Linked DNA regions of Homo sapiens: region 1 is linked to region 2. Evidence: chromatin loops called from intact Hi-C (ENCODE). Cell type or tissue: Panc1. All regions are shown on one strand. Links, peaks and the distances in the headings refer to the core of each region. The heading gives the core; the rest is flanking DNA.

The links. Peaks named below come from ENCODE experiments on the same cell type or tissue, not always from the same donor. Only the 100,000 strongest peaks of a DNase experiment are listed, where the experiment ranks them.
Region 1: a loop joins it to region 2, with 11 times the contacts of the local background. A loop is called at or near these places in 42 of 110 quality-filtered maps.

Annotation. Positions count from the first base shown.
Region 1 is chr18:73,131,623-73,142,427 of GRCh38, forward strand. No RefSeq gene overlaps it. Among named protein-coding and RNA genes, the nearest start is that of LINC02864, 130 kb to the right of the region's middle. In Panc1, for the core only: no CTCF peak of the experiment used is centred there; a DNase peak (open chromatin) is centred at 4,704.
Region 2 is chr18:72,757,776-72,768,580 of GRCh38, forward strand. All of the region lies in intron 7 of NETO1 (neuropilin and tolloid like 1), which reads right to left. Among named protein-coding and RNA genes, the nearest start is that of MIR548AV, 90 kb to the right of the region's middle. In Panc1, for the core only: CTCF peaks have their summits at 4,942 (motif pointing right) and 5,156; a DNase peak (open chromatin) is centred at 4,976.

The DNA of each region.
Region 1 (10,805 bases), core at 1,521-9,520, 370 kb after region 2:
AACCTATAAACTTTATGGGGACACAATTCAGTTCTTAGCAAAAACCAATATTAAAATGTTCATAGCAACTTCATCTAGCTTAAAACTAGAAATAACCCAAATATTCATCAGAGGAATTGACTAGCAGCCCATTTGGTCATTAGTATACTCAGAGAATAGAATACCATACAGCAATAAAAAGAATAAATTATTGACCCATGGAATAACATGACTGACTCTCACTCTCAAATATATTGTGATGAGCAAAAGTAGCTACAAAATATTACAGGCAAAAGAACATGCAAATAAAATAGTTTTAGAAGTCAGAATAGTGGTGACCATGGAATAGGGGTGGAATTGAGAAAGGGAAACAAAATACATAAGAATTGGAAAGATTAAAAGGTTTTGTTTTCATAGGGCTACTGTCAGGAGATGAATTGTGTCCTCCTAATATTCATAGGTTGACATCCTAAATCCAGAAGCTCAGAATGTGACTGTATTTGGAGATGGTGGTCTTAAAGAAGTATTTAGGATACAGTGAAGTGAAGTCCCGAGGTGGGCCTAATCCAATATGACTGTTGTCCTCGTGACAAGAGATTAGGTTACAGAAATGTACAGAAGAAAGACCAGCTGAAGACACAGGGAGAAGATGGACATCAACATGAGAGAGGCTTCAGAAGAAAACAACCCTGTGGACCCCTTGATCTTGGACTTTTAGCCTTCAGACTGTGAGAAAATAAATTGCTGGTGTTTAAGCCACCCAGAGTGGTACATTTTTATAGCGGCCCCAGGAAACAAATACAGCTACATGAAACTACTTTACTCATTATTTATGATTACTTATATAAAGCTCTGGTAATTAGGATAGAGGGTATTTGGTGTAGAAAGGGAAGATTCAGTAATGGAAGGGAAAAATGGACTCACCAAAATACCACTCCCATTTGAAAATGCCATTGAAAAGATATGATGTTGCCTAGCAAGGCAGGAAAGCATGGATGTTTAATAAAGTGGTTCACATTAATACACCATCCATATGGAGAAACAACAGAACTTCTATCTTAAATCACAAATTCAACTTCAGCTTTATTAAAGATCTAATTGTAAATGTCAAAAGCATAATAAAATATTTTAAAAATAATATGGAAGAATATCCTTACTCCTTTGGATAGGAAAGCATTTCTAATACATGGCAGCTCAAGAAGCATAAACCACAAAAGAAAAGAAGGAAATGTTTGAGAATATTAATGTTAAGAAATTCTGCTCCTTAATGTAGACCATAAATTAAATGGAAATAAAAGTCACACATTTACAAAAGATATTTTCATCCCATAAAACTGATATTTACTCTTCTTCTGAATAGATAAACATGCCAGTGAGTCTTTAACCACACACACACACACACACACACACACACACACACACACACACACGCACGCAATCACACAAAACACTTGAATTTTAGAGGAAAGGAAACAAAAGTGGTCAATAAACATACAAAAACTTGCACTGCTTCATTATTAATCAGGGAAATGCAAATTAAAACCACATGAGGCAATAGTTCATGCTCACAGATTGACAATTACTAGTGTTTCTGAATTATCAAGTGCATGAAAGGATTTGCAGCAATCACAACTGTTTACATATCACTGCTCTGAATCTACATCACACACACAACCTGAAAACAATTTGCCATTATCTAGCCACGCCGAAGAGGAACCAATCCTGTAAGCCAACCATTCCATTATTTCATGAATAGTTGTAAACATGCCCCCAGGAAACAGGTAGGAGAGTGTTTCTAAACACACCATGTGTCAAAAAATCTGACGATGAAAACAAGTAACAATAAAAACTGGTAATAATAGAATGAAAAATAATATTACAAGTTCATAAAATTGTAACACCACTGTGAAAATGAATGACTTATGTCTACATGTACTGACATTTTTTCAGTAAAATTTTGGTTCAACAAATAAAGCTACTGAAAAATAATTTTAATATGAATCAAATTATTTTCAGTTACAAACAAGCAAAAGAAAACTATATTTAGAAATACAAAATATAAAGTAAATACAATGAATAATTAGCGCAATGTGAACACCACTTCTTTTTCTAAGGAATAAAAATGTTTATTTTATGTAAAATCATCTAATTCTCACATAAAATTGTGTTATTGTTATTATTATAACAAAGTCAATAAGGTTATCTGTTTTACTGTTGTTCATGCTTCTAGCATGTAAGAGTGAGCATACGTGTGGACCACAGGCAAAAAGACGATCCCTATAAACAGGAATTTTGCCTCATTGTCCTGATTACCTGACAAGCATCTAGCAGGGTGCCCAGAAAAATAATATTTTTGAATGAATTGAATTATCTGAATAAATGAAAAGAACAAAAACAGAAAAAGTTCTGACATTACATTTCAATGATCTGCACGATTGTAAAGGAATCCTCCTAAGGCAGAAGAGACAAAGGGCTTCAAAGCTAATGACAATGATGTCTGTATTACCAAAATTGTTATCAGATTCTTGCAATGTTAATCTTTGGACAATTTACTTCATTATAGAACCTTATTCCTAGTCAACATTTAAAAAAAATTAAAAAATTAATATACCTTAGTGCTAAAATGACCATAACTTAGACAATTTAAATTTGTTTATATTTCAGAATATCATCATCATGAAATGGTTCTGATTATAGTTTATAAACATCAAGATGACATCTTAGTCAACTGGGCACACCAGGATTGTTGTCAATTGTTATTGTGCAAACTTTAAGAAATTTTACTAATGTTCTATAAAATATAGACTGTTCAATTATAAATGTATGAAAATACAACTATTATCTCCCAGTTTTTGAGCAATTACATAATGTTGAATGTGAATCTGTTTGTCACGTCCTGTAACAAGTTAAAGTTATCTTTTTGGTAATCAAACAATAAACATTTAAGACCGGGCGCGGTGGCTCACGCCTGTAATCCCAGCACTTTGGGAGACCAAGGCGGGAGGATCACGAGGTCAGGGGATCGAGACTATCCTGACTAACGCGGTGAAACCCCGTCTCTACTAAAAATACAAAAAATTAGCCAGGCGTGGTGGTGGGCACCTGTAGTCCCAGCTACTCGGGAGGCTGAGGCAGGAGAATGGCGTGAACCCGGGAGGCGGAGCTTGCAGTGAGCTGAGATCGCACCACTGCACTCCAGCCTGGGAGACAGAGCGAGACTCCGTCTAAAAAAAACAAAACGAAACGAAACAAAACATTTAAAAATGAAGAAAAAAAATCAACAATATAAAGATTTCCACCATATAAAGTTCTTAAGAGTAAATAATAAAAGTCCCCCTTCAGTGTCATTGTCCCACTTCCTTCTTTTTCTTCTGTTGGAAACAGCGTGCATCCCTCCAGACCTTTTACTGTCCATTTATGCTTAGAATTGGTAAATTCAAAAATACGATTGAGATACATATTTTTCGTTTAGATAAATATGATAATATCATAGATATGTTTCTAAAACTCACTGTAATTCTTCATTTGATGCATTTTGGAGATTGTCATTTGGTGTTATTTTATTAATCAACTCTATTCTATTTAATTTCAGCAAAGTGTCTTACCCACATTTGAGCTATCCTTCTACTGATGAATATGCTTGCTGTTTTTGTTGCACCATTAGCAAATGCTGCATAATATCCTTTTGTGTGTCTGTGTGTGCACCGAAGTTAATATTTCTGTAGGATCTCTCATGCAGATGTGTAATTGTTAAGCAAATTTTAATAAATACAATCAAATTGCTCTCCCAAAAAGCTTTTGCAATATTTGTTCTCAATATTTTGTCAACATTGTATATTATCAATCTGTTGGGTAAAACAAGATAATTTTTAGTTTTTCCATGCTTCTAGTGACTAGTGAGTACCAACATAATTTTACATGTTTAATAGACAACTGTGGATTTAGTAAATTGCCTCTTCATTTACTTTATTCAGTTTTTACTTTGGTTGGTTTTCTTTTCCCTTGTCTATTTGTGGGAACTATTTATAAGTTAAGAATGTTAATTTTTTTTCTTTTCTAAAAAACATGTTTATAGTCTAGCAGGTATCTTAAATAATATTAGTACAAATTGAATATTTTTAATTTAAACACTTTAATTATATAGCTATATATTTTCTACCACTCATTTTTATTGCCTGATACGGTGTTCTAGTCCCCTAGGGTGGGCAAGAAGAGAACTAAGGATATTGTAACAATGCTCCTGGACTGCCTTTGTGCTTAGAAAAGAGTAGAGGCTGTCAAGAAGTGTTTTTGACCAGAATCTGTCTATGAGGCAGCTCTGCTGTTGGGCAGCTCTGCTGTTCTAGTTGAAACTTGATCTATTTCTCTTTGTAATTACAACGGGTTCATGTTGAAGAGCCATCTTTTGTAGTATTATGTACACTTAAGTATCAGTATGCAGGTATGGATAATTCAACTATAATATATATATAGTTTTTATAGACATGCAAACTAATTAATGTTCCAAAATATAATTTCTATAGGAAATCCATTCTAAGTCACAAATAAACACATAATGAATATACAATTTGAATTTGTCTTAATCATTAGTTAAGATTTGGGGAGATGAATGCAAATTAAATTAATGCAGTATTTCATTTAAAACTAGCTTTGTTGGCTATATACTTTTTTAGAGTTTTTGTCTTTACAGGGACACTAAAGCTGCTTTAACTTTATATCACCATCTAGTGGCAGAGCATATACTTCTTAGAAGGAGACAGTAGAAGAAGACTGAAAATTAAAAGTAACCATGAAAGTTACAGAAATACAAATATCACATGTTCTCACTCATAAGAGGGTGTTACAAACGGTGTACAACTGGATGTAGAGAGTGTGATGATGGACCCCGGAGACTTGGAAGGGCACAAGTGAGAAGAAGTGGAAGCTGAGAAATTACTTACTGAATACAATGTACGTTATTCAGGTGAGGAATACCCTAAACTCCTGACGTGACCACCACATATGTAACAAAATTGCACTCCTTCCACAACAATTTATATAAATTTTTTAAAGTAGGGATTTTATGACGGCTTTATCATATTGGAAAAAAAGTTCTCCAAATATCAGGCATACACATATTCAGAAAATGAATTGAGGGTTAATTAGTTAGTTATACTTCTGATTTAAGTATGCATATTTGTTTCTATTAGTACAGAAATTCAAGAGAAAAATTATTTAAATTTATTCATTTTAATTTATATTATATTGAGTATCCCTTATACCACAAACTTTTACATTCAAAGGGCCATTTTGTTTTTATGGATATATTCTACAGAGCAGTTTAAAGCTGTTGCTATTTACTGCCTACCTGGCTTTGTAATTCTTTTGATGAGAATTTTTAAAACTATTATCTCTCATGAAGCCATATTATCTAGTGTTTTCTTTCCAATAATATTACTGGAAAAATATTAAGGGTACTAAATTAGGTGAATAAGTGGATTTTTAAGTATTAGGAAGAAAGAAAAAACTGAATTTTACTAATAATTCAATTTCTAGTATATCATTGAATGAAAAAATTGTTTTAAATACAGTCTTTTTTCATCAAATGTGGAGTTATTTTACAAGTGTCGTTCTTTGCTTGCTTCCAATTTCCTTTGTTAGCATATGCTGACTTCTCTGTTGTCTTTCACTAACCTAGCATTATCTTATGATAAACAGAGGAGAATTGCCTAAACACTTTTTTCTTTTAATTTTGGAGACTTTATCTGCAATATAAATAGTCTTTATGTTACAGTCGTCATGTCATCATTTTGTAGTTCTAGAAAGATTCTACTCCAGAGCTCCTGCGTTGCCATTCCTACAGGTATCTCTGTGCCTTTCTTTACTGAAGGGGAAAGGCATGCTTTTAAAATCACGCCGTAGAGATGTGCAACGTGGAAGTCCCGCATTTGATACTGTGGGCATGTCTTTGCCTTGCCTGTAGTGACCAGCAAGGTAGCGACAAGTCCTTTAGTAAAATCTTGTAACATGAAAAATTGGGCAGGTTTGGAAAGCCTTCTAAGAGTGACACCAAATTAACGAAGTAATGTATGCTATGATTCGCTAAAGATTCCTTGCTGAGATAGACACTTTGAGGTGAAGCTCAAACAGTTATTTTCAAAGTGAAATTTTATTAAATAGACCTAAGTTGCAATTATGCTAACATTATAATTATTCTAACTGCTAATTCACTTTCAAATATAAACACAATACAGTCATCTGTCAGAATTATATTCATAAATCATGGGACCCAGCAGGATCCACAGACAAATGTGCACTTTAATAGGAAAAAGTGCTGTGAAAGTAAAATAAGTTTCATGTTGCAGCCAGTAAATGCATTACAGCCTAAGTTCCAAGAGGAGGCTTGTCACAGCAAACTCATTATGTAGAAAGTATAAACGGACTTGGCATAATAACGGTATGAATTTGGAAGAAAAGTGAAATTATAAGGTATAATTATTGCCTTGTCCTATAGATTCTACAGAAAATGCATCGAGTCAAATCTATTCAGTAGTATTTCTCAGATGCTTAAATGCCTTGATAAAATATGTCAAGGTATTATTTAAATCGTTGTATTATTTTAATCATATGCGGTTTGGTAGGCCAAATAATATATAAACACAGGCAAAGTTAGGTTGCATGTTATTCACATTTATTTTTAATTTTCCTAATGAACTCTAATCTTTATAGTAATAGTATTTTGCATTCTTTCGTTAAATTAACACCAGGAGTATCAAAATGCAGCATTATCTGTAATATGGTTAATTGACAATTTATATGTATATAATATATATATATAACACATTAAAATATAAGTTTATTTAAAGGTATGTATTTAACTGTAAGATTAAACATCAATATTTTGTTATATATGCATAGGCATAAAATATGTGTTTACAAGTACATGGCTACATTAATTCATTTCAGAATGCATTTCTCTGTAATGGGATCCAGTGATAAATAGGACAAAGTTTCTGCCTCAAATAAACAGATAGTATAGATGATTTGACATTATGGTGATTGATAAAAAGAAGTTAAACAGGGCAATAAGCTATCTCATGGGGAAGGGAGGCCTCACATTTTGAAGGGAATTTCAAAGAATGTGTGGACCAATTGCAAAACACCAAGACTGTAACCAACCCTGCTAAAGACCTACACAGCAGCCACAGTTTTCAGTACAGTACGGTATTAGTCCATTCTCACATTGCTATAAAGAACTACCGAGAACTTAAAGTATAATAAAAAATAAATAAATAAAAATAAATAAATAAAAAAGAATTACCTGAGACTGGGTAATTTATAAAGAAAAGAGGTTTAATTGACTCACAGTTCTGCAGGCTATACAAGCAGCATAGCTGGAGAGGCCCAAGGAAACTTACAATCATGGCAGAAGGTGGAGTAGAAGGAGGCACGTCTTACGTGGCTGGAGAGGGAGAAAGAGGGTGACAGGGAAGGTGCCCCACACTTTTAAACAATCAGATCACTTGAGCTCTCATTCACTATCCTAAGAACAGCAAGTGGGAAGTCTGCCCCCATGATCCAATCACCTCCCACCAGACCCCTCCTCCGACACTGGGGATTAAAATTGGACAAAAGGTTTGGGTGGGGACGCAAATCCAAACCATATCAAGTACTTAAAGGACTTTCAGCTTCGTCTTTGTTTTTGGTCCCTAAATATTTACCCTTTTTTAAATGAGCTTAGTCATATATTCACACAATTAAAAATTAAAGTATTTATCTAGCATTTCTTATAATTTTAAGCAAGTAGTTTTGCTCTAACCCAACAGTCTAATATTTCCAGAAACAATATTTTAGTATACACTTCTCTTTACAAAATTTCCAAATGTCTTCTTTCTGTCTTTCATCTTCTGTCTTCTTTCTCTCTTTCTTTCTTGTTTTTTTTTTTTTTTTTTTTGAGACGGGGTCTCATTCAGTCTCCCAGGCTGAAGCTGTGGTGTGATCTTAGCTCACTGCAATCTCCGCCTCCCATGCTCAATCAATCCTCCCACCTCAGCCTCCCAAGTAGCTGGGATTACAGGAGCATGCCGCCATGTCTGGCTAATTTTTGTGTTTTTAGTAGAGACGGGGTTTTTCTATGCTGCCCAGGCTGGTCTCAAACTCCTGGCCTCAAGCAATCCAACCACCTCAGCCTCTCAAAGTCCTAGGTCCAAATGTATCTTTGAAGCTACACTCTTCAAATTTAATATGAAACTAAGAATAAAAGACAGCTATGATACAAAGTTATCCTCAATAAGATAGAACTTCTACTTTAATGCCAATACATTGCCTCTGTGTCTCAAAACTGAGCTGTTCACAGAATCTATAATTTTTATTGTGTTCTTTAAACTCAATAAAGAAAGATTCTTTGCTTCATAGGATTTCTGTTGAATAAAATGTCACTTAAATGAACTTTTACCCAATAGTAACAATGTGTATATAGTATATTTTCTTAAAATGTGAATAAAATTTTAAGAATATACAGTCCTATATTAGGAAATTCAATGTTGGGAATTTAGGTTTTGCAAATTGTTTAATACTAAGTAGCTTTTAAAGATAACTAAATATCAGCATTTAAAAATCTTTAAGTGTTCACAATCAAATATATCAAAGCAGATTAAGTAACAATCAAAATCTGTGACTAATGTCATTTCTTAACAACTTACCACATTATTTTAAAATAAAAATTTGTTGTAGATGACATTATTTGAATATTTGTATCAGAATGTATCATGAACCTTTTTATAGCCATTGTTTGCATACTCTGAACTTATGGTGTCCAATAGTAGTGACCATGGACCACTTGAACTGTGGCTAGGGCAACTGAAGAGCTTATATTTTCATTTTATTTTACTTAAATTTAAATTTAAAGAAAAAACTGGCACTTTGAGTCATTGGGAAACTTTTAATTATGTTTGCAGCAAAATAGGTATGTGAATCAACAAATTTTGACTATGAATTTATAAAATTTACATACAGATCAAGTATTTTAAGTGAATGATAAATATTAAAGTGTGCAATAAGTATTTTACTTTTATTTTCAAATTTTTATTAGCAACAGAATCTCACTCTGTCTCCCAGGCTACAATGGTGTGATCATAGCTCACAGTAACCTTAAACTCCTGGGCTCGAGTGATTCCCTCACCTCAGTCTCCTGAGTAGCTGAGATTACAGGTAAGCACCACCATGCCCAGCTAATTTTTAAAATTTTTTTTGTAGAAATGAGTTCTCACTATGTTCCTCAGGCTGTCAGATTTTTAAAACAATATGAAAAAATAATATAAAATATTTCATTATTAATATATCACATTAATTACATTTTGAGTGACAATTTATATATTGAATTATATATTTTAAATTGAATTGAAGATTTTTACTACTTAAAAAGAAATTTTAAAAATTCAAAATACACATGTAGATCATATTTTATTTTCTTCAGAGTTTCCTCAGAGTTGCTTTAAGCTATAGTTTAGAAATTACAGGCCAGTATTTGTCAAATTCCTCTATTCTGTAGGTATTTGAGTATAATTCCTCCTGTTATTGACCTAAGATGTAATGCATTCAAATAGAATAGAATATGAAGAATTCAAAAACTGAGATATTAACTTCTTGTTTTCCACAGAATTAATTCATTTACAAAGTTTAATTGTTGTGCTTTGAAAATTGAATATGGTACTCTTCTGTCTTTTTTTCCGAGGTTCTTCTTTTATTATTTTTTTAAAATTTTAATTAGTGTGAATACATAACAGGTGTACATATTTATGGGGTACATGTGATATTTTGATTCAAGCATACAATGTGTAGTGATCAAAGCAGGATAATGGAGACATTCATCACCTCAAGCATTTATCATTTCTTTCTATTAGGAACATTCCAATTCCACTCTTTTAGTTACTTTGAAATATGCAGCAAATTATTGTTAAGAATAGTCACTCTATTCTGTTACTGAACACCAGATCTTATTACTTCTATCTAACTGTATTTTTCGACCCATTAAACAACCCCTTCTCCCCTCCCCTCACTACTGCCCTTCCCAGACTTTGGTAACCATCATTCTACTTTTCTCTTTCATTAAAGGTTTGCTGTAACAATGAGCTATTTATGCCAGTTTTGCTATTTATCCATGCATGATTTTTAGCTATTTGTCTTAAAACCGTATACACTGTGTGATAGAGTGTTGATTTGCAGTAGCTGACACATTGCAGGAGTGTCATTAAACACTGAAACCAGGATAAATATTTGAAGAGTTAAATGTTTGAGGTTTGTTTTATGGTTTGGGACAACTTACTTGTATTTGTATCTGCAAACTCCAATTGTACATTGAAGTTATCAATATGAGAAGTGACAACATTCAGTTATGATTTTAAAATGTCTAGAAAATTAATTTAGCCAAATAAATGTCGCATCCTGTCATTCTACCTTGTGATGAAAGAGTTCTGAGAAGCTGATGGGAATACACGGCATTAATTTCAGTGTCTGTAATGCATATAGCTTTTCATAACAATTGTAACAATAATAAACTTCAACTTAATATAACTGTAAATAATAAACTTCAATTTAGTTATTTCAATACACTATCTTTCTGTTTTTCTTCCATCTTTTCTACCCTGTAAGGCATCTTTTTTTTATATAAAAATATATGATTCTTGGTTGATAAGACATTTATAGAGTCACATAACAATATAAAGCTTGGGATTTAGGGGAAAGCCAGGCTAAAAAGTTATAAGGGAATTAAAAAGTTTATGACATTAACCACTAATGGTGGTTGACATTAACCATTAATTCTCTCAGGAATGAGTTGCTTGAACTAC
Region 2 (10,805 bases), core at 828-8,827:
CTGACTATAATGGCTTTTGCAGAATTGATAAGGTCTGTTAATTAGATAGTGAATGTTGTCAAAATTTGTATGCAGCATATAAAGGAGATTTTGGCAAAGTTTATATTAGAATGGTTGTAAAATGCTTTTGTAAAAATGCTTAAAATACTTATTACCTAACAAATTGTAGTATACGTTTTGAAAGTATAATTACCCATCAAGTAGGAAATACCTTTAAAAATTATATATTTACCGACCTTCTATGAGTTGGAAAAATTATTATAATTATTAAATAGGAAGGGGTAGTTTAAAATTTAAACATATAAATAAAAATAACATTGCATTCTGGTAATCGAGTGAAGTGCATTAGTATGTTGGTAAGAGCACTGAAATTTGAATTCCAAATAATCCAAATGGGATTGTGTCTGTTTCTGCTGCTTGGTAGTTGTGAAACTATCAATGTTCCAGGATCAGTTACTACATATTAGTGGTTTTACCAAGAATGCAATAAGTAATTCAGGAATGTCAATAAATCACATTTTAACATGCTTTTTCACATTAAATAATTATGCAAATATGCCAGTTAATTAGGAGTTAGCCTCCCTTTTGTTTGTGGTGCTTTTTTTTTCTTTGTGTGTGTGTGTGTGTGTGTGTGTGGAGGAGGGGGGTGGGGGTGTTTGTAATATCCTAGGTATTTCTCCATGTATTTTCTTCCTTACTTTTGCTAATAAAGAATTGCTGTGCAAATGAAAAATAAAAACAAGTAAGCAAATCCTGATATGGTTAAGAAGCAATGTAGAGGCTGGGCGTGGTGGCTCACGCCTGTAATCCCAGCACTTAGTGACTCTGAGGTGGGCGAATCACCTGAGGCCAGGAGCTCGAGACCAACCCGGCCAACATGGTGAAGCCCGTCCCTACTAAAAATATAAAAATTAGCTGAGCATGGTAGCACATGCCTGCAATTCCAGCTACTCGGGAGGCTCAGGCAGGAGAATCACCTGAACCTGGGAGGTGGAGGTTGCAGTGAGCCGAGATTGCGCCACTGTACTCCAGCCTGGGTCTGGGTGACAGAGAAAGACCCTATCTCAAAACAAACAAACAAAAACAAACAAACAAAAAAGTAGCAATGTATAAAATTGTACATACCTTTGGCAAAAATAAATTTTGTTTTATAGACACCCAAAGTATAATATTATATTGGGTTCCGAATTTCCTCGTTATTGTCTGAATCTCTCTCTCAGAAATGCATATATGCAATGATGCACTAAAGACTCTCATTTCTCTCCTGGTTAAGAACTACAATGGCACCAATAGACCAAATCAAGCCTACATTCTCATTGCTCTTTCGACGACTTGCGTGCACTCGGTGCACCAATGTGTGTAGCCCATTGCTCCTAGCACACTCCTGACCTATCCGGCACCGTGTCCACACACCACTCCCTCCTTCTACCTGCCCCAGATACCCCTTCTCCACTCTGCCATCCAAATCACATCGGAACCCTATAATCTATAAACCTGTCTTAAACAGTCTTACAATATTATTCCAATCTATCAGAAAACTTAGCTGTTCCTTAAGTCCTATTTCACATGTAATTTTTAAAGTTTTAAGAGTATATTTTATCATCTTTTTTGTATATATTTGAGGCTTGTGACTATGCTTTTTTAAAAATTAATGTTTATGTTTAATCGCTCATAATGGCTTAAGCTTACTAGGCTTGTAGTAAATATTCAACAGATATTTTAACTGATTAATATTACTTAGCAAAAGGTTAACTCTGACTGGGTTGCATACCTTAGTATTCCAGAGAGCAGAAGACTCTGACAAATGTGTTTATTGGTTGAGAACTAACCTTCAAGGCCATGGTCTTCCAATCAAGGCCACGGTCTCCAACGCAGCATGTAGTGGCTATGGGCAGCATGTATTCTCAGAAACTAAACTCAGCATCCTGTCTTTGCTTCTTTCACTATTTCTGACAAAGCACATATTCCTCGACCAATTTACATAAGACTTATTCTACTTACGAGATTCAATATTCATCATTTAAGCTATTGTCCCTTATAAACCAGCTGCTTTATTTCCTAGTGATTTCAAGGAAAGTCAAAATTTATTTGTAATAAAGTGGCAGCCAAAGAAGTAACAATCCAAATGCCAAGTACCTCACACAGTTTCCAGGGTCACAAGAGGGGACACGCAACTTTATACTTGTTTCTATCAGAATAGCAAATAGAGCTTCCCATTGACGTTAAAACACTAAGAACATAGATGGAACGATTTGCTATTGCTTTTTGTCACTGAACTACTTGAAATTGTATTTAGACACGAGACCCTCCAACTAACTTGATTTCACTTTATTGGGTTTATTGACATCACCATTTTATCATCCAGATCTAACGACCCAAAGAAGATGGAAATTGATTTCTATTAATGAAGCAAAATATTCTAGTCAGCCAAAATAATGTCCTGTGTATAAGCATATCATTGCTCTTGATTTAAAGCACTCACCTAGAAAGTAGACACTACAACACTTCAAAATGAACCTTTCTTCACTGTTTCCTCCTCCCACATACACCAATACATATGCATTTGTGCAAAGCATTCATTTGTGGCTGTGCAATAGACTGTAGATTAAACACAGCTCAGAGAGTACTTCTCCACACACATCAGCCTGGGATTGAAGAGTCCTGCCAACAGGACAGAGAGCCCAGCTGTGATTTGGGCTGTCAGGAGCGATAATCCTTAAGGACAGATTGCTTCCTCGTGAGCAAAAGCAGGTTTATAAGAGTGTGTGGTGTGCAGTGATTAAGTCCCTTGCATCCTGGCCACCTGGTCTCTGACTCCCAGGGTTGCCTCTTTCACACTCTTTGCCCTTGAGCTGATTAACCTGTAAGTTGCTCAGTTACCACATCTGTAAAATGGGGATAAAGATAATACTTACCCAAGCGACTTAATAATGCACAGAATGCCGTATAGTGTCAGCAGCATGAATACAAACATTACAAGACAGAATTGTAAACCGTTTTAGGAGAGTACTGTGCAGAGACTGTGGAATCAATATGCCTGATTTTCCAACGTGAGTTACGTGATCTTGAGCAAATTCACTAACTTTTTCAGTTTCTGTTTATATCTATATAATGGGGATAATTATAACTATTACATAAAATTTAAGAATTAAATGTGATAGATCTTTAAAAACCATAACAGATACTGTCATATGGTGTATGACAAAAGAATGTTACCTGTTCTTGAACTACCACCACCGTTACCAAAACAAAAGCAAATGAAACAAAACAAAAAACTTAAAATGTTAAGATGTATGACATAAAATGTTAAGATGTATGATATAAAATGTTAAGATGTATGATATAAAATGTTAAGATGTATGATATAAACGTGACTTAACTGACATTAAATTTTCTAATTTGTAAAGTGAAGAAAATCATTCACAGATCCCTTGTTAAGACTACACGAGAATGCATATTTGAAAGTCGCGTCAAGGAGTTCTCTGAAGCTAAGACCTCCTAGTTATCTTTGTACCTTGGAGAATATGCCTTTGCTACAACCAAGTCTAATATGAAATACTATGTTTCAATTCTACAAGAAAAGCAGAAAACATAAATTATGCATATTAAATAAAATACAAATACGTATTGGAATGTGTTTGTACTACTTAATAGGAGGAAGGTTTAGCTGTGTAAGATATTTAGCTGTGATACTCTTTTTTTAACAGTTTAATGAGACCATCAAGATAACAGGTATTTTCTAACATCCAATTGTTAAGAGAGACATTCAGATCCCATCTTGGAAAAGCAAGCCAGGCCATATGTAGAACAGAATAGCTCTCAACCTTGGGCTGCAATCTAAAAGAAATGTTTTTGCAGACATGTAAATGATCCGATAGAATTGAGGCTTGGATAACAGGGACAGTATCAGCTTATAATTTTAGTAACAAAATCTTCACAGTAATTTAGTAGATACATCCTGATTTTGATGTTATCTATGGGTACCTTAACTCTAATTTAAAAATTCCAATAAAATAATCTTCAGTTAACATTTATTCAAATACTTTATAATAAATTCTTTGGAAACAAAATTTAGTACAATATTTTGCTGAGGAGAGGACCTTTAAGACTAAGAAATATGGTATGTTAGTTTTGGTGAGTCTCAGGGCCTTGCACCCACTGAAAGATTCAAAGAAGTCATGAGGTAAAATATGCCTGTTTAACTTTGTTTAATCCAAATATTTCCAATCTTACTTGTTTACCACTTAAAATTTTAAAAACTAAAACTTGGCAAAGTGTTCCATTGTGTCCAGAAATCATTATAGTGATGGAATTCTTAATTCTTAAAAGAACATAGAATAGGGTGGGAGATTATTAACATGTAAAGTTGGGTAAAAAATTAGAATACACTTTTTTTTTTTTTGAGGCTGATTTTCGCTCTTGTTGCCCAGGCTGGAGTGCAATGGCGCGATCTCCACTCACCGCGACCTCTGCCTCCTGGGTTCAAGTGATACTCCTGCCTCAGCCTCCAGAGTAGCTGGGATTACAGGCATGCACCACCACGCCCGGCTAAACTGAGAATACACTTTTTAATTTATGAAAACTCACATACCAATGCACTTATGTAAATTATTTCAGAAATGCAAAAGCCAAAATGTTGGCAGTGATGATTTCTAGGATTTACTGAAATTATATTTACCTTTTTTGGAGAAATTTTCCATATATACTTTTATGTATAAGTATATGTATATATACATTAAAAACACACAAAAAAGTTTTGTAATTAAAGGATAACTCATAAGTTTGCATGAAAAAATACGAAATGTTAATCAAAAAAGTTAATTTTCTCTTTCAGATTTTTAAATCAGGAAAATAGTTTTTACATAGCACCTTTGCTTTGCTCTATTGCTTCATTACTCTTGAATTCTGTTTTTAAACCCTCATCTATTCCCATTATTACCACAAGGTGGCGAACTTACATCAGACTTCAGTGAAGGAGCTTTTGACTCCCTCATGGGGATGATTAAAATAAACCATGAAAGCATGTGCAGTAACTCCTAAACCTATACATTACTAATTCTTTAAATAAGCAAATTATGTAGCAGGGGACGACAAATCTCTTACATATTTTAGTCATGTAGGAGAAGATAAAATAAAGCCACAACACTCAAAATAAAGGTAGATTTACATAATGTATTTAATAAAGAATCATAGAACACATTGTTTTTTAATGTGAAAGGTCTAGTTATAGATGTACCTCCGATTTTAGTGTTTATCTCATGTGGATTAACACTGTTTCAATTCTGTAACTTAAAGGTTTTTAATTTATAATAGCTACTTTAATGCAGAATCCACTACGCTTATTCTATTAGATTTCGTTTTTTTTTTTGAAATCCAGAAATCTGCTAAATAATATTCAAGAAATATTAAAACACATTGAAATAAAAACAGGCAGATTTGAGACACTGATGTTTCAACTATCCATGATTTATGGTTAATAAAACTATCATTGGTAATTTGTTCAACGTCAAATAAGTCATCATATTACATCACGAAAAATTGGAAAACGAAGTGATCCTTGATCATATTCTCCTAAAGACTCATTACACCACTGGAACACATGTTCCCTGGACTTAGGGTCTGGCTCTCTTCACCTCCCCTCCCCAGTCCACTCATCTTGTTCTCTTCAGACATTCTTGCTTCTTGCTTTCCTCAAATTATTTTAACTTCTTTAATTTTGAGCTTCGTCTAAAACACCCAGCTCTGTGCTGGCCTGTGTGGGCACAGCCACAGGCTGTCTCACACACAGAGTCACACAAACTCATACACCACACACACACTCACAAACACACACACCATTCACACACACACTCACACATTCAAACACAGTCATACACACACCACACAGCCACAGTCACACCTCTAGGTCTCCTACTTCTGCTCTTTATTAATTCTTCATCATTCCCTGATCTTTAATTTGAATGGAAATGCTCACAAACACGTATGGAAAAGCAGCTGGGGGAGGAAACAGCTTGGAGTATGTATTAGTCCGTTGTCAGGCTGCTGTGAAGAAATACCCAAGACTAGCTAATTTATAAAGAAAAGAGGTTTAATTGACTCACAGTTCCACATGACTAGGGAGACCTCAGGAAACTTACAGTGTCTTCATGTTGGAAGGCAAAACAGGCACTTCTTACATGGTGGCAGGAGAGAGAAGTGACAATCAGCGAAGGGGGAAACCCCTTATAAAACCATCAGTTCTCATGAGAACTCACTATCATGAGAACAGCATGGGAGGAAACTGTCTCTATGATTCAATTATTTCCACCTGGTCCAGCCCTTGACACGTGGGGATTGTTAAAATTCAAGGTGAAATTTGGGTGGCGACACAGAGCCAAACCATATCAGAGTACATTTACATCTTCTTGCTTTATTTCTTGGGTTCAACTTTTATCAGCCTTGAATATTTACTAAAGCTTACTTTTTTAAATTAAAACTTCTAACCCTTGGGATGGTCTAGAATCTATTACTCTGTTTGGTGAGGGATGGAAGCAAAGCTTAACACTTACATGAATATGTAAATATGACACATATCAACATTCTATAGTTAGGTCATGAATTCACATTGAAGAGCAAAATCTAGCATACTTACTTTTATTTATTACTAATGTTTATCAGTTCAGGTAACTAAGGTGATTTTCCCCCTGCCTTCTCAGGCCGCTATGCTAGTGTCTTACAGACCCCTGTAGCTGAGCCCCCTGAGGCTGTCACAGGTCCCTTATTTCCTCTGTCCTCTCTCTCGGCAATTTTCATCAGACACAGAGCCCCCACTAACGAGGGGGCTTACATCCCCAGCTCTGACTACTGTGTGAGATCCAGACTTACCCTGAATATTGAAATTCCTACTTAACGTCTCCATTTGGAACTGTAATTACCATCGCAAACAGAATATGGCTGATGGGCCTAAGCAAAATGATTATCACCCTCTTCCTCTTATCCACATTTTCCTTTTTAATTCTCACCTCCCACACCTTCCTGGCATTAACAAAGGGCACAACCATCCCCTCAGGTGTTCAGGCGAAAGGCTCAAGACCATCCTTGGGTCCTTTCTTCCCCGGATACCGTTGAGCCAGTGGCCATCTCTTGCATGGCTCTATCTCAATACAAAGCTCTTGTTGAGGTCTCCACTGCTGTGAATGAGCCAGGCCACCATTCACTGACAGCAATCTTACATGGAGTTCAGGGACACAGAAACCATGGGGACCTTGGCCATCTGAAAGTATAAATCAGGCCACATTTCACTTTGTTGAAGACACCCCAAAACACTTTCCAATAATGTTAGGTTAATTTCCAAACTCCTTGTACCCCTTAGTACACAGCAAGTGATTTATATTCTCACAGCCTCTGCTCACCCTAAACATTTATAGAATTCTTCCTAACCTCAGATGTCACCCACCATAACCACCAGGTCATCCTGCCCTCATCCTTCCCACCACATCACCCATGTTGGTTTTCCCACAATACATACTAGGGCTTGGGCTGATCCCTTTGAGTTAACTTATCTGTGCCTTGTTGCTTCCTCTTAAAAAGTCTGGCAACCAGATGTACCACTTTGTAGATGCTTCATAAATACTTGGTGACAGACTATATATCACAATAAAAATTCTTTTTTTTTTTAATTGGAGATGAAGTCTCACTCTGTTGTCCAGGCTGGAGTGAAGTGGCATGATCTCAGCTCACTGCAACTTCTGCTGCCCAGGTTCAAGCAATTCTCGTGTCTCAGCCTCCCGAGTAGCTGGGATTACAGGCACCTGTCACTGTGCCTGGCTAATTTTTGTATTTTCCGTAGAGATGGGGTTTCATCATCTTGGCCAGGATGGTCTTGAACTTCTGGCCTCATGATCCACCCACCTTGGCCTCCCAAAGTGCTGAGGTTACAGGCGTGAGCCACAGTGCCAGGCCAGAATAAAAATTATTTAAGCAACACAATGAATATTAAATGCCATCTTCTCATTAATGTCTGACAATGATCTTAAATTTTTAAATAACAGCAAAACTTTAAAAAATAAACTTGAAAGAAAATAAAACATTAGAGATATCAATTATGAGTAATCAACTGAAGATGCAAATTTTTAAAAACTTCAAAAATGTCATTAAAAATACATAGCTTGGCTGGGCACAGTGGCTAACATCTGTAATATCAGCACTTCGGGAGGCCGAGGTGGGTGGGTCATTTGAGGTCAGGAGTTCAAGACCAGCTCGGTCAACATGGTGAGAACTCATCTCTACTAAAAATACAAAAAGTAGACTGGTGTGGTGGTGCATGTCTGTAATCCCTCTACTCAGGAGGCTGAGCGGGGAGAATCGTTTGAACCCAGGAGGTGGAGGTTGCAGTGAGTCGAGATTGTGCCACTGCCCTTCAGCCTGGGTGACAGAGTGAGACTCAGTCTCAGAAAAAAAAAAATATGTGTGTGTGTGTGTGTGTGTGTGTGTGTGTGTGTGTAGCTTGCTACTATCATTTTTAATTGTGGTACTCTACACAAACAAAAATATAAAAAATATATAAAATATATTTGGCCATCAGAACTTCCCACAAAACAATTTTTTTCCAAAACAAATGGAAAAATTTCCCTTGTCAGCACATTGAAACTTAAAATGGCCCATAGGCTATGTAATTAGAGGAAATGACATTTTATTTGAAAAATGGTGACCAGACTTGAGGCCAGAAATAGATTTGTGTATCTTTTTTTCATGTCCTTTATCACCTTCATAGTTGTTTTGAAAAATCAATATGTTTTCAAAACTCTGTTCCAATATGACTTTTACTTTGAAAATATCCAGTATTATCAAGATGTACATATATTAATCTGTTTTTATACAAGAAATTCTGTTCACAAATTTCAATTTGATCTCACACATATTTATGAGATTCCTCCCCAATCTTTGTGCAAAAATTACATATTCTTACTGTTCTGAGAGATATTACATTAAGAAACACATCTTCATTGGAAACTTACATTCCATATATAAAAAATCTTTCCTTGTATGTGGGGTGAATTTATCCGTTATTATCATAATGTATCCATTATTTTATCTTCCCTAGAAATTACTACATACTTTTATACTTCCATTATGTCTGCCTTGATTCAGCCCCACAATGATCTCTTCAATGTGTGTAGTTAGACATTACAATTACAATAAGGAGGGTATTAAATATCTTTGGCATCTGCATGCTGATTACTATTAGGCCCTGGACATGTGGGCCAGTGTTGGTTTTCATAATATGTACATGTCAGTAGCAGGTGGCTAGTTTAGACACATTATTCTTTTATAAAGGTGCAATACTTGCTCTCATTGAACATGCCAAGTCCCACAAAGGGGGCCTGCAGTAAATGAAGATTAGAGCCAAGCGTAAACACATCACCATGACCTCAAGCTTAAAAATCTGCTAGTTCAGAGGCTATCAATTAAAAATAATAATTTTCTGTTTCCATATAACAAACATATGCTGTGTATTTTCAGGGGCAGACATAAACCACAATGGTTGTAAAGCTAGAATCAGACACATTAATATGTATTATTCCCAATGATTCTACTAAAAATTACAGGAAATTTCCTGCCTTTATTCTTGTCCAAGTGATTCCTTGCAGACCCACACACTTTATTTAAAAAAATTATTCTAAATGGTTCGATGGAAAGTTCTGCAATATTTTCTCAGTAACTCAATGAATAGGCAAAGAAGCAAAATTACTTAAGATACTTGTTTTGGTCAAATTACTTAAGAAAATTAACTTTAAATTTTAAGTATTTCATCAAACTACATGTCTGTACACATAATACTTCTTCAATGGTTTAAGTAACCATATCAGTAATAAAAGTCCATCGATAATTCATTTCAAATATTAGAATACTTTTGACAGTTGTTTTCTTTATGGTGCCATCAAACTCAATCAAAAGCTTTAAAAAAAACAGGAAGGAAGGGAGGTAAGAGGAAGGAAGGAAGGAAGGAAAGAAATGAGGGAGGAAAGGAGGGTTGGTTGGCTTCTGGTAGATTATACAATTTTATTTCATTTTCCTTTGCTCAATAGCCTCACTGTATTTGAAAGTGTTAACTACCCAAGTTTCAGTATGTTGTTATCTCACTAACGGATACAATACTAGCCACCTTCTGCTGACCATTTGCTACGTTCCAGACATACATTTAAAACTTTCAGTTGCCCTGTGATGTTTTCTCTGTTTTACAGAAAGGAAATTGAAGATTAAAGTCCAGGCATCACACGTAAGAAAGTGGAAGAACTGGCTGACACTGAACATGTGCTCTTACACATTGTAATTCCATTTCAGATCTTTTTCAAAAGCAAAACAATTTTCTGAAATGGCTACTTTGTGATTCTGGTTCTAAAAACGTTTATCTTTTATTTTAAAATTTCAAACACATCTATACTTGCCCAAAGTCATATTTAAATCTTTAGGACAGATTAACTTTTTTATTTTTTTCTACAGTAATAAAATATTTAAATTAAAAATAAATTCTTTATATAAAAGAACACTTATTCAATAGCAAGGTGTGAAGGCAGACTTGTGTTAAGATGTATCTTTATCAGTTGACATTGTATACCTTTGGCCTTAAAGTCAACTTAATAATTGCTTTCAGAATTTCAGTCAAAGACCCCATCAGCTTAATACAAACAAGCAAAAACAACACAGAAATACAAATTCTACTGTGGTCAAATAAATAATGGCTCTCCAAGTTGTCCACATCTTAGTCCCACATCCTGTGAATGTTACTTTATATGGAAAAAGGGATTTCGCAGGTGTGAATAAAG